2 separate regions of the Homo sapiens genome follow, and region 1 is linked to region 2. A link is a contact called in ENCODE Hi-C or POLR2A ChIA-PET data. All regions are on one chromosome and are shown on one strand. The core of a region is the stretch at or near the end of the contact, and the rest is flanking DNA. Distances in the headings are between cores, read along the strand shown. Region 1 holds the start of LIMD2 (LIM domain containing 2). Region 2 has its middle 4.7 kb from the start of MIR21.

Evidence for each region. A loop is a pair of places that touch in the nucleus more often than their neighbours do. ChIA-PET counts read pairs that join two places held with the same protein, here RNA polymerase II (POLR2A). Pooled maps may share reads with other maps.
Region 1: a pooled map shows a loop between it and region 2 (9-fold over the local background). The contact joins the promoter of LIMD2 here to the enhancer-like site in region 2. A Hi-C loop is called at or near these places in 4 of 50 pooled maps. POLR2A ChIA-PET finds 5 or more read pairs at or near these places in 2 of 52 experiments (Panc1 and activated CD8-positive, alpha-beta memory T cell).

What each region holds. Positions count from the first base shown.
Region 1 is chr17:63,698,835-63,704,785 of GRCh38, reverse strand. It overlaps LIMD2 (LIM domain containing 2), which reads left to right and starts at 4,661. Exons shown (of 5, transcript NM_030576.4): 1 at 4,661-4,754; 2 at 5,438-5,529; 3 at 5,717-5,758; 4 at 5,848-5,951. The coding sequence starts at 5,488. It overlaps LOC729683 (a long non-coding RNA gene), which reads right to left and starts at 4,448. Exons shown (of 1, transcript NR_046273.1): 1 at 2,101-4,448. STRADA (STE20 related adaptor alpha) reads left to right here. Exons shown (of 13, transcript NM_001003787.4): 11 at 204-445; 12 at 739-781; 13 at 1,035-1,954. The coding sequence ends at 1,187. RefSeq lists silencers at 2,683-2,762, 3,953-4,912, 5,003-5,462, 5,553-5,782 and enhancers at 3,183-3,282, 3,078-3,662, 3,663-4,248.
Region 2 is chr17:59,842,870-59,848,995 of GRCh38, reverse strand. It overlaps the pseudogene RNU6-450P. Among named protein-coding and RNA genes, the nearest start is that of MIR21, 4.7 kb to the right of the region's middle. RefSeq lists a silencer at 1,331-1,430 and an enhancer at 1,469-2,457. Within about 2 kb of position 3,260, at least 36 of the 41 ENCODE cell types and tissues checked have a DNase peak (open chromatin) inside an H3K27ac peak, as active enhancers do; they include Panc1, where a contact is called at or near this core.

The sequences.
Region 1 (5,951 bases), core at 3,412-5,911, 3.9 Mb before region 2:
CCTGGCTAGGGCGGAGCTGCCACGCCAGTGACCAGCGTTTCTTTGGGAAAATTGGACTTACTCCACTTCCACCTTTTCCACTCTTCAAATGATCACATTTGCATATTGGGAACAGTGTATTTGTGAAGAGACTCTCAGGCCTTCCAGGGACCACCCCCCCCCCCCACCCGCTACAGCCCAGGTCCTGGTTCTGTCCTCCCCAGATGCTGCTAGAGAAACTGAACGGCACAGTGCCCTGCCTGTTGGATACCAGCACCATCCCCGCTGAGGAGCTGACCATGAGCCCTTCGCGCTCAGTGGCCAACTCTGGCCTGAGTGACAGCCTGACCACCAGCACCCCCCGGCCCTCCAACGGTGACTCGCCCTCCCACCCCTACCACCGAACCTTCTCCCCCCACTTCCACCACTTTGTGGAGCAGTGCCTTCAGCGCAACCCGGATGCCAGGTATCCCTGCTGGCCTGGGCCTGGGCTTCGGGAGAGCAGAGGGTGCTCAGGAGGGTAAGGCCAGGGTGTGAAGGGACTTACCTCCCAAAGGTTCTGCAGGGGAATCTGGAGCTACACACAGGAGGGATCAGCTCCTGGGTGTGTCAGAGGCCAGCCTGGGGAGCTCTGGCCACTGCTTCCCATGAGCTGAGGGAGAGGGAGAGGGGACCCGAGGCTGAGGCATAAGTGGCAGGATTTCGGGAAGCTGGGGACACGGCAGTGATGCTGCGGTCTCTCCTCCCCTTTCCCTCCAGGCCCAGTGCCAGCACCCTCCTGAACCACTCTTTCTTCAAGCAGGTATCGTAGCCCCTTCGTTCTGGTTCTGGTTCTAGTTCTGGTTCTAACAACTCACAATCCCTTTAGCTTTCTCTCCCCTCCCTTTGAATGAGAGAAACTACCCCGCTTCCGAAGCCCCTGAAAGACACTGCTCCTTCCTCTCATGGAGTTGGCTCCGACAGCCCGTCTGCCACCAGGCCATGGTTCCTTGCCCCATGGTGTCCTGGGACCCAGAGCAACAGGATCTGTCACCCACCTCTCTCTTCTCCCCCAGATCAAGCGACGTGCCTCAGAGGCTTTGCCCGAATTGCTTCGTCCTGTCACCCCCATCACCAATTTTGAGGGCAGCCAGTCTCAGGACCACAGTGGAATCTTTGGCCTGGTAACAAACCTGGAAGAGCTGGAGGTGGACGATTGGGAGTTCTGAGCCTCTGCAAACTGTGCGCATTCTCCAGCCAGGGATGCAGAGGCCACCCAGAGGCCCTTCCTGAGGGCCGGCCACATTCCCGCCCTCCTGGGCAGATTGGGTAGAAAGGACATTCTTCCAGGAAAGTTGACTGCTGACTGATTGGGAAAGAAAATCCTGGAGAGACACTTCACTGCTCCAAGGCTTTTGAGACACAAGGGAATCTCAACAACCAGGGATCAGGAGGGTCCAAAGCCGACATTCCCAGTCCTGTGAGCTCAGGTGACCTCCTCCGCAGAAGAGAGATGCTGCTCTGGCCCTGGGAGCTGAATTCCAAGCCCAGGGTTTGGCTCCTTAAACCCGAGGACCGCCACCTCTTCCCAGTGCTTGCGACCAGCCTCATTCTATTTAACTTTGCTCTCAGATGCCTCAGATGCTATAGGTCAGTGAAAGGGCAAGTAGTAAGCTGCCTGCCTCCCTTCCCTCAGACCTCTCCCTCATAATTCCAGAGAAGGGCATTTCTGTCTTTTTAAGCACAGACTAAGGCTGGAACAGTCCATCCTTATCCCTCTTCTGGCTTGGGCCCTGACACCTAAGTCTTTCCCACGGTTTATGTGTGTGCCTCATTCCTTTCCCACCAAGAATCCATCTTAGCGCCTCCTGCCAGCTGCCCTGGTGCTTTCTCCAAGGGCCATCAGTGTCTTGCCTAGCTTGAGGGCTTAAGTCCTTATGCTGTGTTAGTTTCGTTGTCAGAACAAATTAAAATTTTCAGAGACGCTGCTGGAGAATGGCATTGTGTCTGCGTCAGCTCAGGGGCTACAGGCTGCTTCCTGGTGTGTGTGCTTGCAGGGATGGCCGTGCTGCCCCAGGTGAGAGCTGTCCCACCATCCAAGAGCAGGCCCATGGGTGCTCACTGAAGCTCAGCAGTGACCTCTTACACTAGATAGACCAGTTTATTTGAAAACCTGTAACAGATCTGTCTCTTAACTATCTAAAATTTTAAGACTATGAATTTTAGCCTGTGGTCATCAAACCACTTTGGAGCTAAAAAGTTCCAAAGATTGAGATTGAGGCAGAGGATGCTGGTGGCCTTTGGCAGGAAAGGAGGTAGAAGGGTTTGTCTTGCAACCGGACATGGGTGTCTCCTTACCCTGGGTGCTAGCACCCAAAGAGCAGGAAACCTAAGAACCAGCCCCGCCCATCCCTGCCATGCTGGCTGGCGCCAGCGAGTGTGAGCCAGGGGGTGCAAATCTGAGGCTCCCTGCAGTGCTTCCAGGGCACATGGCTTACCCTTCTCCCAGTCCCTCAGGGGGAAGGCCCTCCCCCAGCTCAGGCACCTCAAATGCCCCTCTAACCTGAAGCTGCACTGAACCATCAGGTGCCCTTGCTTTCCGTTTCCTCCCAAATTTTAACAGCAGTTTAAAGAAGAAAAGTAAGCCTCTTTGGGCAGTGAGAGGCTAAGGTGAAGGGAATGACACTGACCCTGGGCTAGGATGGGGCCTGGGGCGAGTGAGTGTCGGGGGCGGCGGGGAGCATTTCCGGCCCTCCTCCCCCTGCTTTAAACCTCAAGTTCCCTTCGCCTCGCCCCGCCCTCCCCCCCCCACACACACACAAACACAGAGTCTGTCGCCCAGGCTGGCGTGCACTGGCTTCATGTTGACTCACTGTAGGCTCCACCTCCCGGGTTCAAGCGATTCTTCTGCCTCAGCCTCCCGAGTAGCTAGGATTACAGGCACACACCACCACGCCTGGATAATTTTTGTATTTTTAGTAGAGACGGGATTTCACCATGTTGGCCAGGCTGGTCTTGGACTTCTGACCTCGTGATCCACCTGTCTCTGCCTCCCAAAGTGCTGGGACTACAGGCGTGAGCCACCGCCGAGCCAAGTTCCCTTTTTTTGTTTGTTTTTGACGCTGGTCATCAGTTTCCTTTGCTTCTGGATGCCTTCTGCACCTTGCTGTTGGGGCATCCTCAATGCCCATCTGCAGCTCAGCCCACAGGCCCGTCCTGGGCAGGGTGCCGGGGCCTCACCATGCCCAATGGCAGCAAGCCCTGCTCCTAGTACCCCCGGGGCTTCCCGTTTCTTGCATCAAACAGCCCCTTTGGAGAATCTGATGACAGGTGTGGAAGCTTTCCCGAGAGGCAGCCACTTTAGAGGGTCTGACGCTCCCCACTAGAGAGTCGGCCCACAGTGCAGACAAAACGCAGATCTTCCTCTAGAGAGAACAGAAGGCTGGAGAGGAGACGCGGAGCCGGTCCGTGGAGTCCGCCAGCCTGGGAAACAGCTGGTCGCTGGGGAAGCTGCAGCCTCCCTGCTCCCCTGCCAGGCGTCGGGCGAGAGCTGTTCTGTTCCCTGACAAGCGCGTGGGCCGCCAGTGCTATTCCTGCCACAGTGTGGGAAGGCGCTGGGCTAAGGGCTGTGCTTCCCGGAGCTGCTTCTAGCCTGATTTCCGGCCAAGCCACGCAGTCCCTGGTGCCCGGGAAGGCGCCGGCCTCGCCGCCGCTCCAAAGCGAGTGGCCGTCTCTCGCCGGCTGTGCCTCCGGCCTGCTGTGCGGCTGCAGGGAGGGAGCAGCTCTGCGGCCCAAGCTCTGTCACCTCAGCTCTCTGGGCCGCGGCTCCCACGTGAGAAATGAGGTGCGCTTGTTGGAGAGGGGGCCCCCGTTGCTGCCCACAGAATTCCGCCCCAGAAACGCTTGAGTACGTGGAGCCTCGGGGGACGGGTGCTCCGGGAACCACGCATACCGGCCTCCCCAGCCCGTCGCAGGGTTGCAGAGGCGCCGAGGGCTGGGGGGGCTGCCGGGGCTGCCGGGCCCTCGTGCAGGCTCCTCCCCGCAGCCTCGCGGCCGGGCCTGGAGACCGCGTGCCCGGACGCCGCCGCCAGCCTCGTGGGCCGCAAAGGGGCGGGGGCGGCCCCTGGCGGCGGGAGGACTCGGCCGCCCGAGGGACCCCGGGCCAGGCTCCGGGGTCGCCCCGGCTGGGTCTCTGCGGCCCCACAGCTCTGGGCGGGGATGGGGGCGCCGGCGCCTACGCGCGAGGCCAACCGGGGGAAACCGAGGCAGTGAATGGCCCAGGCCCCGCCCGGTTATCCCGGAGCCAGGCCGGGAGCGCCCAGTGTCCCGCGACCGCAGCCGCCGCAGCCTGAACTCGTCCCCTCCCAGTAGGATGCGGAGCGCGGCCCTTCCATCCTGTCCCTGCCACCGTTGCTTCCCCACGCCGGGCCGCCGTCGGGATGGGCAGACGGCGCGGCCGGTACCCGAGGCCTGCGAGCGCGAGGCCCGCGGGGCGCTGCGGAGCCGGGAGCGCGGAGCCGGGGCGGGGGACAGACAAAGGCGGGGACGGCGGCGAGGGGAAGACAAAGCGCGGAGGGGGGTCGGCGGCGGCGCCGGGGCCCCGAAGGCGGCTCCGGGCGCGGCGGAGCCAATGGGCGGGCGCGGGGCGGGGGCCGGCGGGGGCGGTGCAGCGATAAGGCGGTGGCGGCGGCGGTGGCTCGGGGACCACTGGTAGCGGCAGCAGCTCGCGCCCGCGCCCTCCTCGTACCCGTGCGCCCCCGGAGACCGATCCCGCCCCGCGGCCCAGGCCGGGCCTGGTGAGAGCCGCGGGGGGAGGGGCCGCGTCCGGCTCCGGAACCGGGAGAGGCGCCGAGGGGTGTGGGGTGAGGGCCGCCCGTGGGGTCCCGGCGAGTCTGCGAGCCGCTCTCGCCCGGGGCGCACAGGCTCGAGTCCTCGTTTCAGGGCCGGCCCCCGGCTGGGCGGAGCCGAGACCCGCTGGCGGGGCTCGCGGCGTCGGGGTCTGGGGTCCGGTCCTCGCGGGGCCAGGTCGGGGGCCGAGGGGCGGGGCGGGCGGGGACCTCGGGCGCTGTCCAGGGGCTGCGCAGCCTAGGCCTGGACGCCCGGGCGCGGCGCAGGGCAGCGAGGGCCGGGGTCAGGTCGGGGCAGCGGCTTCTCATCGCGGCCCCGCCGGCCCCGACCTCCCCTCACCCCAAGCGGTCCCAGCCCGCGGGACGCACACGGCGGCTGCGCGGGAGCCCCCGGCCCCTCCGCTCCCGCTAACTTTGTTCTTCCGAGGGACGGTGCCACTCGGGACCCCGGCCCCTGGGGAGCAGGGGTGGGGGAGGTGGGTGAGGGGCGGAAGTGGCAAGACCAAGAGCAACAGGAAATGACTTAGGGAAAGTCCCAACCGCAATCCCCCCAGCCCCTGCCTGTCAACACCCCCCACCCTGCAGGCTGGGGCCGGGCTGGCGGGGCCCTCCCGACTGACTTCCCCTTGCAGAACCCAGCGGGTGCCGCTTCTCCACCCGAGGCTTCCACCTCCAACGAGCCATGTTCCAGGCTGCAGGAGCCGCCCAGGCCACCCCCTCTCATGTAAGTGCCCGGCTGGGTGGGAGGGCCCCCCGGACAGGAGCCTGGCCTGGGGTGAAGGGGAGAGGCATCAGAGTTTGCCGGCCCCCTTTGTGCCCTGCGGCGCGCCCCTGGGCCTTGGGCTGATGGCTGCAGCCCTGATCCAGGGCCTCCCGGAGCTGCCCCTGCCCTGACCGCCCCTCTCCCTCAGGACGCCAAAGGCGGCGGCAGCAGCACGGTGCAGCGCTCCAAGGTAGGGGCCTGGGGCCGGGTGTGCGGGAGGAGGGGTGTGAGGGAGCGGGATGAGCACTGGGGCAGCACCTGGCTGAGCTTCCCGCACAGTCCTTCAGCCTGCGGGCCCAGGTGAAGGAGACCTGCGCCGCCTGCCAGAAGACCGTGTACCCCATGGAGCGGCTGGTGGCCGACAAGCTCATTTTCCACAACTC
Region 2 (6,126 bases), core at 2,011-4,510:
GTAGTCCCAGCTACTGGTGGGGAGTGGGGCGGCTGTGGCGGGAGGATTGCTTGAGCCTGGGAGGTGGAGGTTGCAGTCAGCTGTGGCTGTGATTGCGCCACTGTACTTCAGCTTGGGCAACAGAGTGAAACCCTGTCTCAAAACAAAACCCAAACTCAAGACATTAAAATACTTTGAAAAATAAAAAAAGGCTGTAGAAATAGAAATTACTTTTACCCAAGTGTGGTGGTGAGTGCCTGTAGTCCCAGCTACTCGGGAGGCTGAGGCGGGAGGATGACTTGAGCCCAGGAGTTGGAGTTCGGCCTGGGTAACATGGGAGACCCCATCTCCTTAAAACAAACAAACAAAAAACCTTGCTTTTAAATCATAATTATAGCAAACACCACTCTGGGAATCTGCCCACATGGATGGCTAAGAATGGAGCTTGCTTTTCCAACCCTGTGATACAGGGAAGAGTAAAGTCTGCTTATCTATTTAAATAGCAAAATTTGAGGTTGTGGCCTTGATTTTCTGTTATCTTCCTTTCTCCATCAACTACCTGTGATCAGGGCCGGGCGCGGTGGCTCACACCTGTAATCTCAGCACTTTGGGAGGCCGAGGCGGGCGGATCACGAGGTCAGGCGATTGAGACCATCCTGGCTAACACGGTGAAACCCCGTCTCTACTAAAAATACAAAAAATTAGCTGGGCGAGGTGGCGGGCGCCTGTAGTCCCAGCTACTCGGGAGGCTGAGGCAGGAGAATGGCTTGAACCCGGGAGGCGGAGCCTGCAGTGAGCGGAGATCGCCCCACTGCACTCCAGCCTGGGCGACAGCGAGACTCCATCTCAAAACAAACAAATAAACAACAACAACAACAACAAAAAAAAAACAAAAAAAACTACCTGTGATCACAAGATGAAACAAGTATGCTGAAGCTTGGACTTTTGCACTGATTTCTACAGAACAGAGTAGTTCAGAGCCAGAACGCCTCTGCTGCCTGCTCTACTTCCTTGTTTCCCTTGACAAATTACTGAACCACCCTGCCTTAATTTCCTCATGGGGTTGTTAAGTACAACACATGTGAAACAGCCCTGAAAATAATGCCTGGTACAAAGCAAACAATCATTATCAAAAGTTGTAGTAATCCACTGTGCTTCCTGGTACAGGGCACGCCAGAGTTCCCGGGAGCTAATCTTGATTGCTGGTGCTCCGTGTGGTTGTTGTGTACAAAGAAATTACCATGGAGGGAACATGGAGATGGGAAAGGGCTGGTGCAATGGGCAGAATGAAGAGGTGTCTGAAGAACCAACAACCTGAGGCTAGGCAGGAACATCTGGCAGCTCTCAGAGAGGTTTAGCAGTCCTTACTCAAGTGCAACTGACTGTGAGGTGCACTAAAGAGTGAAAGGCAGAGAAAGGCCTCCCTGCCTTAGTCTTGGCCTTCATCTTCTTAACTAATGAAAAGAAGCTGGGTGCTTGCTTTGGCAGCACATACACCAAAATTGGAACAATATACAGAAGATTAGCATGGCCCCTGCACAAGAATGACACTCAAATTTGTGTTCTGTATTAAAAAAAAAAAAAAAAAAAAAAAAGGCTGGGCATGGTGGTTCATGCTTGTAATCCCAGCACTTTGGGAGGCCGAGGCGGGTGGATCACCTGAGGTTAGGAGTTCGAGACCAGCCTGGCCAACATGATGAAACCCCGTATCTACTGAAAAAAATACAAAAAATTAGCCGAGTGTGGTGGCATGCACCTGTAATCCCAGCTACTTGAGAGGCTGAGGCAGGAGAATCGCTTTGAACCTGGAAGGCGGAGGCTGCAGTGAGCCGAGATTGCGCCACTGCACTCCAGCCTCGGCAACAAGAGTGAAACTCCGTCTCAAAAGAAAAAAAAAAAAGTTGGGAAAAACATGGTTCTCCAGGGCCGTGGCAAGCCAGGCTTCTGCACTACTGCCAAGAGGAGTGAACTTGAGCTGCTTTTCGTTTCCTCCACACAACATGGTGAGGAGCCAAAGGAAGACAGTGATCTAAGTCATTCCCCACCTTCAGGCGGCACCATCCCTGTTTTCAAATCCCTAACTGCCTCACTCCCCTAAAGCATTTTTTCCCCGCTGGAAACAGACTGGAACACAATTAAGCAATGTTGATCACTGCTTCAGTCAAAAGTGGTCTGAAGGGAAAAGCTGATGTGTTTTGTCCCCCAAAAGGGATAGATGGCCTCAAAGGAAAATGTCGCATTTGGATTAGATTTGTGGTAGGGGAGGAGTGACCTGCCAAGGGCTCCTTGAATAAACAAAACTGTTCCTCAAAGGGCTTTGGGTGGAGGTCATCAAAGCAAGTTCACAGAAAGATCCTCCTCCCTGGTAACTCTCCAGAGATGGCTGACTCTTTGCTTACATAGGTAGCTCAGGGGTCCCACTTGAAGTCAGTTGCCCAGAATAAGCCAGAGCCTGCCCCCTCAAGAATTCAGGAATGTGGTTTCCAATGCAAATAAAGGCTAAATTGTAGAAACAGTGCTGGAGTGTGTTCAAGCCCTCCCTCTAGGTCCTCTGAGTCATTTGGAAATGGTTAACAAACAGGTTGGACACCTGGGTTGATTACTGCTGAAGGGGATTTCCACACAAACCCTATACTGTAAAATCATCCTCTTGCCTTCCCAAAGCAATTCAGTTCCACTTTCTAGATCGAATGTGCCTTAAAGATTCCAAATGTCCTAAATCAGATCCTAGGGTTCCTAAATTAGAGCAGCAACTGCTGCTGACACAAAGAAACAAGGAGCCAAGCAACTTTGTGCTTAAAAAAAAAAAAAAAAAAAGTTTATTTTAAATTAAGAGGAACAGATGTCCAATGTTTCAAAAAGCCACACATTTGTGGATTTGGCTGACAAACTCTCTAAGCTGCATTTTATTTCTGTTCCCATAGAGTCAGCTAGCCACTTGCAACTGACTCACTTCTCTCTGGGCCACAGTTTGGGCCAGTCTCCTGACTACAGAATTAGAATCCAGATATCAAATGAATCCAGGGTGCTTGGGTGGAGAGCAGGTGTTAAAAGCCATCTAAAACCACCCCTTCCCTGCTTTAATTTAGGAGTATCAACACCCACACAGCAAACTGCAAGGCTAGTGGGTCAAAGAGAATGAGCAAACAGTTGGCACCTGCCAATCCCAGCACCACGCAATTTTAAAGGCAATGAGTAAGCAGCTGTCTGGAACAGGTTTTTGTATAATCCTTCTTAAGAGTACTGGTTAAATATGCAAATACACACAGGTTATTTGCTGCAATTCAAGGCCTCGCCCCCAAGGCAAATGCATTACCTCAGGTGAACTCTTGGCCTTGTTGGGAAGGGATAGGATCCCTAGCTCCTGTCCACCAGACACTAATGACTCAGTTGCTTCTAAAGTTTAAAATACATGATGTGCTTTCTCTTCTTGTTGTCTTTGAGAATAAATAAATTTACCTTCAGACACAAGGGTTTTGTGTGTAGTATCTCATTTACGTTGTGTAAATACTGGAGAGGATTCAATAAATGTTAGAGATAAAATGTTACTTGGCTTTTCAAAAACTTTAAACTCCTGCTTAGTTTTAATTTTTTGTAGCACCTCAAAAAATTATTTATGAATAAAATGAAGCAGTTGTTTGTATTTTTTAATAGAAATGAGACTCTTAGGTCTATTGAGGAAGATCTTGCATGCCATCAATTTTTTCATGGTTCAAAACCTATTTACCCAGCAAATCTCACTGTATTTTCTAGACTGACCTTGTAACAAGTATTAAAAGCTGATACTCCCTTTTCTCCTCTTTCCTTCCAGATGTTTTAGTATTTATATATATATTTTTTGAGGCAGGGTCTGTGTCACTCAGGCTGGAGTGCAGTGACACAATCACGGCTCACTAATGAGGTGATCCACCTCAGCCTGGGACTATAGGCACATACTGTCACACTTGGCTAACTTTTAAATATTTTGTAGGGAGGTCTCATTATGTTGTCCAGGCTGGTCTCGAACTCCTGGGCTCAGGAGTGATTTGCCTGCCTTGGCCTACCAAAGTGCTAGAATTACAGGCATGAGCAACCATGATAACCAATATTCTTTATAATGAAAATAAATTAGAAAATGGTCAATATTTTCAGGTGGGAAAGTTAAAAAACTGTTTTTGGTTTTAAATTCTTCGGTAAATTTTTCACTTATCAAAAGTTTGACAGAGTATCTGCTAGAAAACCAGAGCACATATGCTAAGAAAGCATTTTAAAATATATCTTTGTTTCTGGAGGAGTGAATGCAATGTTGTGAAATTCTTGCATGTGTATCAGATGCTCACTTTTTTTTTTTTTTTTTTTTTTTTTTTGCGAGATGGTGTCTTGCTCTGTTGCCCAGGCTGGAGTGCAGTGGCACGATCTCAGGTCACTGCAACGTCTGCCTTCCGGGTTCAAGTGACTCTCCTGCCTGTTTCCCGAGTAGCTGAGATTACAGGCATACGCCACCACGCCTGGCTAATTTTTGTATTTTTAGTAGAGATAGGGTTTCACCATGCTGGCCAGGCTGGTCTTGAACTCCTGACCTCAAGTGATCCTGTCTTGGCCTCCCAAAAGGCTGGGATGACAGGCGTGAGCCACTGTGCCTGGCCTCAGTCTTTCATTGGGAATGCCCAGCATGGTGGCTCACACCTGTCATCCCAGCACTTTGGGAGGCCACGGCAGGATCGCTCGAGCCTGGGAATTCAAGACTGGCCTGGGCAAAATATTGAGACCCTGTCTTTACAAAAAATTAAAAAATTACCCAGGTATGGTGGTTCATGCTGGTCCTTGCCAGGGAGGCTGAGGTAGGAGAATTTCTTGAGCCTGGGAGGTCAAGGCTGTAAAGAGCCATGACTGTGCCACCACACTCCAGCCTGGGTGACACAGTAAAACCTCACTCTCAAAAAAAAAAAAAAAAAAAAAAAAAAGCTGGGGTGGTGGAGGTGGATAACTTTTATTGCTGTACTTTTACTGAACTCTTTTTTGTTTGTTTGTTTTGAGACGGAGTTTCACTCTTGTTGCCCAGGCTGGAGTGCAATGGCAAGATCTCGGCTCACTGCAACCTCTGCCTCCTGGGTTCAAGCGATTCCTGCCTCAGCCTCCCGAGTAGCTGGGATTACAGGCATGTGCCACCGTGCCTGCTACATTTTTGTATTTTTAGTAGAGATGTGATTTCGCCATGTTGGTTAGGCTGGTCTCGAACTCAGGTGATCTGCCCACCTTGGCCTCCCAAAGTGCTGGGATTACAGGCGTGAGCCACCATGCCCGGCCCTATTTATTGAACTCTTGGCCTAAAAGGGATCCTCCTGCCTTGGCCTCCCAAAGTATTAGGATTATAAGCATGAGCCACTGCACCCAGCCTATTTCAGTACTTTACATGTTACCAGATTTATTCCTTAGGTAAACTGTCCTTCTATCTCTTTTATTTTTATAGATGAAAGAAACTGAGGCTCTTTTAAACTTTCTCAGGTCACAAACAATGTAGAAGAAACCCGAACCGTCATTAACATAGACTATTACACATGGGGGAAAATGGGTTTTAAAGTAATATATATGGAAAGGCTTTTTGACACTGAAAGGTTGGGAATCTCTGTGATCTTCTTACACATGGGTCAGGCTAAACAATTTGCTTCAGGGTACATGAGCGCAACTGGTTATTTAGCTAGTGCATGATCCATACTCAAATGAGTCATTATTGAATGACTGGTGAAATGACAAAAAGCCTCATGTTCTACTAAGGCTGTGGATAGCACAGAGCACACTGGGGGCAGAGGCTGAGCGTGTTTGTGTAGGAGCACTCAATACTGCATATGTTTCAATAATTAACTAGTGTATTTAAGAAACTTCATTCTACGTGGGCATGGTGGCTCACGTCTGTGAACCCAGAACTTTGGGAGACCGAGGCAGGTGGATCACCTCAGGTCAGGAGTTCGAGACCAGCCTGACCAACATGGCCAAACCCCGTCTCTACTAAAAATACAAAAACTAGCCTGGTGTGGTGGTGGGCGCCTGGAATCCCAACTACTCCAGAGGCTGAGGCAGGACAATCGCTTGAACCTGGGAGGCGGAAGTGGCAGTGAGCCGAGATTGTACCATTGCACTCTAGCCTGGGCGACGGAGCAAGACTCTGTC